Regions from separate parts of the Homo sapiens genome. Here region 2 is linked to region 1. The links are chromatin contacts, found by Hi-C or POLR2A ChIA-PET in ENCODE. All regions are on one chromosome and are shown on one strand. The core of a region is the stretch at or near the end of the contact, and the rest is flanking DNA. Distances in the headings are between cores, read along the strand shown.

Region 1 (3,731 bases), core at 860-3,359:
GAAGCAGATCTTAACAGGTAAAGCTTAGAATAATGGTCAGAGTAATTATGGGTGTGATCCAAATAAATGTCTTCCCTTGGCCCTTCTTTCTGGAAGCCACTATATCCAGAGACAAGGGAAAGAAAGTACTCCACAGGCAAGAGAGGATTATCAGCGGCATGCCAAATAGGCTGCCCCTTCGCCAAATTCTAGGCAGGAACAACCCTGTCATTCCTCATTTCCACATTAGGTCTATTCTCAGTGCGGTAGAGAAAGGGCGGGGAACATCACACATTGGGGCCTGTTGGGGGGTGCGGGGCTGGGGGAGGAATAGCATTAGGAGAAATACCTAATGTAAATGATGAGTTGATGGTTGCAGCAAACCATCATGGCACATGTATATCTATGTTTCAAACATGCACATTGTGCACATGTACCCTAGAACTTAGGGTATTAAAAAAAAAAAAGAATGAACCCAGGCTTTGGAATGAAACCAACCTGAATTTAATCCCTGCTTGGCCATCTATTTAGGTATGTGACCTTGAGCAATTTCCTCATCTGTAAAATGGATGAGGCTTCTTAGAGGATTGCAGAAAATAACATGCTTGACACTTTCCTTTTCCTTACCAAAATAAAATGTTTTAGGATGTCATCATGGAATCAGTATAGGCCAGATTTTCTAGGAAGATCTTAATTTCAAATGTTCTGTCCCACTATCCCTATAATGAGACTTGACTCTTAGTTTTTTTATATGCACATACTGATGAATATGAAAAATATGCTACAAGGAGTCCACTTTGTTTTTAGTATTGCACAGTAGTCCAAAATGTATGCAAACATTTCATGGTTTATTTTGGGAAGTGCTCTTTTATTGTACAAACACTGGAAAGACCAGAACATATACATTTTTGCACAGTTGGTGAATGAAAATTCTAAAGAATCTCCATATTGGTGTCTTTTCCAGGCGGTGGTGGGGGGAGGTAATTGACATGAAGTTAAATTTTAAACTTTAAAATTGTGATGCATGTCTAAGGCGGGGATGTTGCTGTTTATATTGTAATTTTCTTTGTCACATCCTCCCCGCCCACCTTCCCTTTCCACAGGTAGTTTTCTCTCCTGCACATAGTTGAAGCCAATGTTCATTTTGCTCATGAGTCACTGTTTTTGTCTGCAAAAAAAGGCAGAGTACACTTGATTTGCTTTTAGAGCCATTGCCCATGTTCTTACTCAGTTCACAAGTCATCAAGGTTATATTCATTTCGACTAGTGCAAAATTGTTTCTGGAGACACAACTTACATAGAAATAGCTGTGTACAAATCAGGATCAATGGGAAAGCAGTGATTTTTTTTTTAAAGTGCCAGCATGGGTGGGGCTGATCTGAAATATTTCACATACTGGCACTGAATCAACTGCCAGCTACCTCCAGGGCAGATGAGTCTTACCTTTCCTCTGACTCCTCAGAACAGAGGAGGAAAAATGGGATGGTCTATTACCTGAAACTCACAATAGCAGAAGAAACTGCCTCTGCTTTTATTCTGTGCTAAGTATCTCTGAGTGAATCCAGAAACAGACTAATCTATCTTACACTGGTGAAGAGAGGGTGGAATAGAATGCCCACAGGAATTTTCTGGTCAAATGTGACCTATCACATGAAATAACAACTTATTATTCATTCTAACTATTTTGGGGGACACATCTCCAATATGAATCAAAATCCAACTCTGTGTTATCTGATTGACTTAAGGCTCAAACTGCTCAATGGGAGAGAGGGTAGATAAAAGTAGATGATTCCAGGTACCTTGCAACTTAGTGATGATGTGATTTATTTCCATCTTCTTAATACTTCAACGATTAAATATTTTTCTTATTGATTCTGAGTCTTCATTTTGATTATGGAAAGACTGTTTCTAGTATTAATAACAATTAACAATTATTAAGCATTTCCTGTATGCCAGACACTTTGTTGAGCATGACACATGAGTATTGCGTATAATCCTAACAACATCCTTATCAGGTTGAAGCCATCATCTATCATCATTTTACAGTTGAAGAAACTGTGGTTCAAAATCATTAAGTAATTTGTTCAAAGTGACTCAGCTCATGAGTGCCTGAATTCTCACAGAAGGCAGGTTCATTTTTGTAGGTTAGAATCACCTGGGGAACTTTCCAAAAATACTGATGTCTAGACTCTACTGGGGATGAATTTAGAATATCTAGAGATGGTACTTAGGCATTAGGACTTTAAAAAATAACTTCTTTAGGTGGCTTCAAATGATAGCCAGCATTGAGCAGCTCTGCTCTAGTGCCTGCATTATTTAGTGCTATGCTATGAATTCTCCACTGACCAGTTTATGTCCATTGGCTTAAATGCTTAACCCCTCTGAACATGAATTTCAACTGAAAACTAGGAGTGCTATATCCTCACATCATTAGAATTACTTGAGAAAATAGCCTAACGGGGCAAATTCCGAACCTGGCACTTGTCAGGCTCACACAATGTGAGTCCCCATCTGTGTTTCCTTATTGTTTGCTGTAAGTAGTTACTGCTCACTACTCTCTGTGGGCCTGGCTCCAGCATTGTCTTCATGCTTTTATTAGTTGGCTACTTCCAAGCCACTACGGGCTGGGGAAGCAGATAACCAGAATGAGATATATGTATAAAATCACTGTGTTAGGGAAGAACTAATAGGCTCTGAGTCAGTGCCCATAGGTTTTTCCTAAGGGATCCCGGTTTGAATGCAAGGATTTGGTTTAGTGGAAGGCTCAGAGACATTTGCTTCCCTTCTAGGCCAGAGTACATAGTCACCAAACCCTAGAAAGTTCTAGAAAAGTAGAGATCTAGTTTAACTCCTAGTACTACTGATGGGAACACTGAGGACCAGGGATAGAATGTGATTTACTAAAGATCTCACAATGAGCACTGTCAGAGCCAGGCCTGGAAGCCATGCTTGGAAGTCCTGCACTGTTAACTGGTTCATTCATTCACTCTTTCTTTCTTTCTTTCTTTCATTCCTTCCTTCAACAAAAGCTTATTGAAGGCTCCCCCCCGCCGCCATGCACCAAGCACTCTCCTAGGTGCTGCACTGCAGTGGTGCATAGGACAGTGTACCTGCTTCCTGGAGCCCAAGTAAGAGGGGATAAGACCAGCTGTCATATCACTACCTGCTTTTTCCAGCAGTCTGGATTTTGCAATCCTGCACTCTTGAACAGAGCCATCTGGCTTTTCCTGACTAGTCTTTCTGTTCACTAGTATCTGTTTTGCATCTTTTCCTTTATTTCTTCATAGCTGCCTCCTCCTTGCCCAAAATCCCTTCTAAGAATATTCCCACTTATGATTTCACAATGCACATCTTCATTTTTCAAGGCACACACTTTCTTCTGTGAGGTGGTCCCTTAGGGCAGGGGGGTGCCAGGGATTTAGCCAAAGAGTCTACCAGGGTAATACAAAATATAAGAGCTTCTTAAATAGAACTAAATAAATCCTCACAAAAAATTTAATTTAAAATTCTCATTTCAGCACATATTTTATAGTGTTGTATTATATATTAGTACATATTATCTACCTTGTTAGTACACTTATATTTATTTGTGGGGTATCATAAATATTTTTTACTGATATCAATGTACAAATATGGGAACCACTCCTTAGGGACTCATGTTCAGGAATCCCCCTCATGCTCCCTGACGTCCCATACCTTGAGATGGCACATCACAAATTTATGCACCACGTGGTTCCACTTGGACTTCCTAA
Region 2 (3,731 bases), core at 814-3,313, 340 kb before region 1:
CTGGATCATGTCACCATGCCCTGCCAATTAAAACCCTTCGACAGCTTTCCATTGCTTGGAGGATAAATGCAAAACTCCTCAAGGTGTCCCACAAAGCCCAGTGTGGTCTGGCTCCTTGTCTTCTCTTACAACACAGTCCTCATTGTCCTCTGTTCCAGCCTCTCCCACCTTCTTTCAGCCTCTGCTGTCTCAAGCTCCCAGCTTCTGCAGGAAGTACACGATCTGCCCAGTGCTTGCTGTAATTGTTCGTCATGGTTTTCACCTCTCTGCTTCTTATCCTGTAGCTCTCAGTACTGTTACCATTTTCTTAGGAAAGTCTTTCCAAATTTTCCTGACTAGGTCAAACTCCTATTATATATGTATCCACTCTTGGATTCCCCAACAGGCTGGCTAAACATCTCTTTCAGGCATTAGAGAAACAGGGTCACTCCCAATTTTTCATAACATGCTATTTGATTCCTTTTAGCATAAAATACTTTCAAAGATGTCATTATGGGAAAAATAAGGCTTTTGGGGATTTCTTTACACCTATCTTTAAATTGTTTGTTTTCATTTAAAATAGATTATGGAGGGGGCCATGATATTTTCAGTCCTTTGAAGTCTCTAAAAGTCAGACTCTAAAAATCCTGTCTGTGGACATAGCTTTCCTTGTAATACTTTGCACAGTTACAGCTTTACTTTTTTACATCATTCTTTAGTAGATGCCTCTGTCCCTGACAAGGCTCTATCTTTCGAGGGCAGAATCCTGGGTGGGGTTTTGATTTACCATTGAGCTTAGCATAGGGCCCCCTACAGAGGAAGGACTTAGTGGACATTTTTTGAGTGAGTCACAAAGCCCTGAAGCCCCAGCTCTGGCTCAGTCACTAATTAGCTGTGTCCCCCGCAACCTGTCTGTGCTGAAGTTCCCCTGTCTTAACAGAGTGGCTGCTGCCTGAGAAACAGGAAAACGTATTTCCAGAAAGAGAAAGAGGGAAAGGAAAATATACACACATATTTTAAGAGATTTGTCTAATTAAATCTGTGAGTGATCTTCAGGGTCCCAGGGCTGACATTGGAATAACTGGGAGGGCTCATGGATAAAGAATATCTCCATAGACACCTTCTTATGTGGGCCAACTCAACTGTGTAGCCACCCTTTTTCCCATGCTAAAATTAATGAGTGTATCGAAAGAGATTTCAGTGCAAAGTTCATTGAGATAAAAGATTCAGATAAGAGGCTCAGCAGAGAAACAGGTGAAAGGGAACATAAGAAATGCTCAATAAATGTTTTTAGTGGTGGGTAGAGAAATGAGTGGAAGCTGGAATCGCTGTCCTGCGAGAAGCCACAAGGTGGCGCTGGGTGCTCAGCAATGAGATTCCTGCCTCCAGAGATTTGGCTCAACTTTTCTCTATCAATGTCAGCTTATTAAAAAAAAAAAAAAAAAAAAAAGCAGTCTTTTTCTAGTCCATAATTTTCCTTAATAAAACAGGGTAACATTTTCCCTTTCATATGTTGTCTTTACAGAGTGACATGCTTGAGGAAGAGTGATGAATAATACTGAGGATGATTCAACGTCTCTTGGTTTTACTTCTGCACCACCCAAACAGAAAATAATTAGACAAGAACATTTCTTTTTCTATATCAGTGTCATAACATGTATTATTACAGTGCGGTGTAACCACATGTCAGAAGAGAATGTGTAGCTCAAAACACTGAACTAGGTGGAGAGGCCGAGGCCTTAATTCTCCAAGAGACTGGGACCTGTGCTGGGTTCTAGCGCCTGTTCAGCGTCAGAATCATCAGCTGGGTAAGTTCCTTTTGCTAAGGGTTCTTCTAGCCCCTGAGCCATAAGGTTCCAGGGTAGACAATTCCAGATACCACAGGGCCCTGGAATAAGGAGAGAGGTTGGGCTTAGGTGCACCCTCTGGGGTCTCAGGCTGCTGGGTCTGCATCCCGGTGGCGGGGCTGGAAGCCAGTGCTGGGACTCCTGGTGCTCAGAGGGAGGTCAAAGCTGAGTAGCAGCTCATCTCCACCAGAGGTCAGCATCACCGAGCCATCAGAGGCACAGCAGCCAAACAGCCAGGCTCAGGAGGCAGCTCTGTGCTTGAGCTGGCTCACCCATGTCCAGTTCTTCTTTCCACCTCCCCAACCATCCTTAGGGCCCGAGCAGTCCTAAGAGTGGGAGATGCTGTAGCACTAGTGTTGTGCCTTCTTGGCAAGGGTAGATTGCCGCTGGATACCTGTGGGACCCGTGGGACTGATGGGTCATTCATCAGCAGAGCCCCGCAGCATCTGGGGCAGCTACCTCTCTCTGTGCTCACACAAAGCTGTTGACTATCCCACTGGCTTCTGTCAAAGCCTCGGGCAGGCAGGGCAGGCACGTTCCACACTTCAAGGAACTAAGATGGAAAGTATCATTAAAGAAGAAGAATAAGAAAAAAATATGACTTTACAAACTGTTTAAGATTAAGAACTGTCTACCATGGTAGCTAAGACTGTAGATCCTCAAACCAGCCCTCCTAGGTCTGAATCCCATCTCCAATACTGAGAAATGGAGGGGCTTAGACAAGTTTCTTATTGTTTCGCATCTCAGTTTCTGCATCTGTAAACTGGGAATATTATCATTCCCATTTATCACTATTGATCCTCTCTACCCATTGGGTTATTGTGGGGATTAAATGAGATGATTGTAACAGAAAATATTAACTGAGCATTCGCCCTGTGCCAGGCATGGACCTAAGTCTGGTATCTAAGCCTATTATCTCAGAATTCTGACAATGCTGTATACGGTTACTCCTATTTTATAGTTGATGAAACAGATGCTTCATATGCTAGCAGAACTAGTATTTGAAACCAGCTATTTTTGCTTCCAGGGTTTACTTTTTAAATCATGGTCCTTCACTAGAACAGTGCCTGCTGACATGGAGTAAGCACTTAATAAATAAGAGCCATTATTATTATTATTAATAATTTTGTTTTAAGTTCTGGGATACATGTGAAGAACATGCCGGTTTGTTACATAGGTATACATGTGACATGGTGGTTTGCTGCACCTATCAACCCATCATCAAGGTTTTAAGCTCTGCATACATTAGGTATTTGTCCTAATGCTCTCCCACCCCTTGCCCTCCACCCCCCACCAGGCCCCAGTGTGTGATGTTCCCCTCCCTCTGTCCATGTGTCCTCATTGTTCAACTCCCACTTATGAGTGAGAACATGCTGTGTTTGGTTTTCTTTTCCTGTGTTAGTTTGCTGAGAATGATGGTTTCCAGCTTCATTCATGTCCCTGCAAAGGACATGAACTCATTCTTTTTTATGGCTGCATAGTATTCCATGGTGTGTATGTGCCACATTTTCTTTATCCAGTCTGTCATTGATGGGCATTTGGGTTGGTTCCAAGTCTTTGCTATTGTAAATAGTTACTAGTATTATTCACTAGTATTGTTATTGCTGCTATTGTGGAGTTATTCATAGCTTGATCTTTATGTCTATGGGTCAATGAGTAATTACAAACATGCTGGTTTTACAAATTATCTTTTTATCATCATAGCTGTGAGCCTACGTGAATTTTTCTCCACTCAATCTCATCATCCTTCAGACAGGCGGAGAGAGCGGGATCCATCTATGAGATTTCTCTGCTGAGAAATCTCCTCCCTCCCTCCAATGAAGCAACAGCAGGTCATATCTGAATGCAGAAGCATGGCCTTGTGCTGGGAAAACACATCCTGGCTGTAGAGCTCTCAGGCTTCTA

What was found. A loop is a pair of places that touch in the nucleus more often than their neighbours do. ChIA-PET counts read pairs that join two places held with the same protein, here RNA polymerase II (POLR2A). Pooled maps may share reads with other maps.
Region 2: POLR2A ChIA-PET joins it to region 1 with 15 read pairs in activated CD4-positive, alpha-beta T cell. The contact joins two enhancer-like sites. A Hi-C loop is called at or near these places in 2 of 50 pooled maps. POLR2A ChIA-PET finds 5 or more read pairs at or near these places in 3 of 52 experiments (A549, MCF 10A and activated CD4-positive, alpha-beta T cell).

The regions. Positions count from the first base shown.
Region 1 is chr11:56,904,454-56,908,184 of GRCh38, reverse strand. The region is part of intron 2 of LOC105369310 (a long non-coding RNA gene); the gene reads left to right. It also overlaps the pseudogene FADS2B. Among named protein-coding and RNA genes, the nearest start is that of LINC02735, 58 kb to the right of the region's middle. Within about 2 kb of position 2,109, at least 3 of the 41 ENCODE cell types and tissues checked have a DNase peak (open chromatin) inside an H3K27ac peak, as active enhancers do.
Region 2 is chr11:57,247,508-57,251,238 of GRCh38, reverse strand. It overlaps LOC107984364 (a long non-coding RNA gene), which reads left to right. Exons shown (of 3, transcript XR_001748067.3): 2 at 1,505-1,787; 3 at 3,531-3,731. Among named protein-coding and RNA genes, the nearest start is that of APLNR, 12 kb to the right of the region's middle. Within about 2 kb of position 2,063, at least 2 of the 41 ENCODE cell types and tissues checked have a DNase peak (open chromatin) inside an H3K27ac peak, as active enhancers do.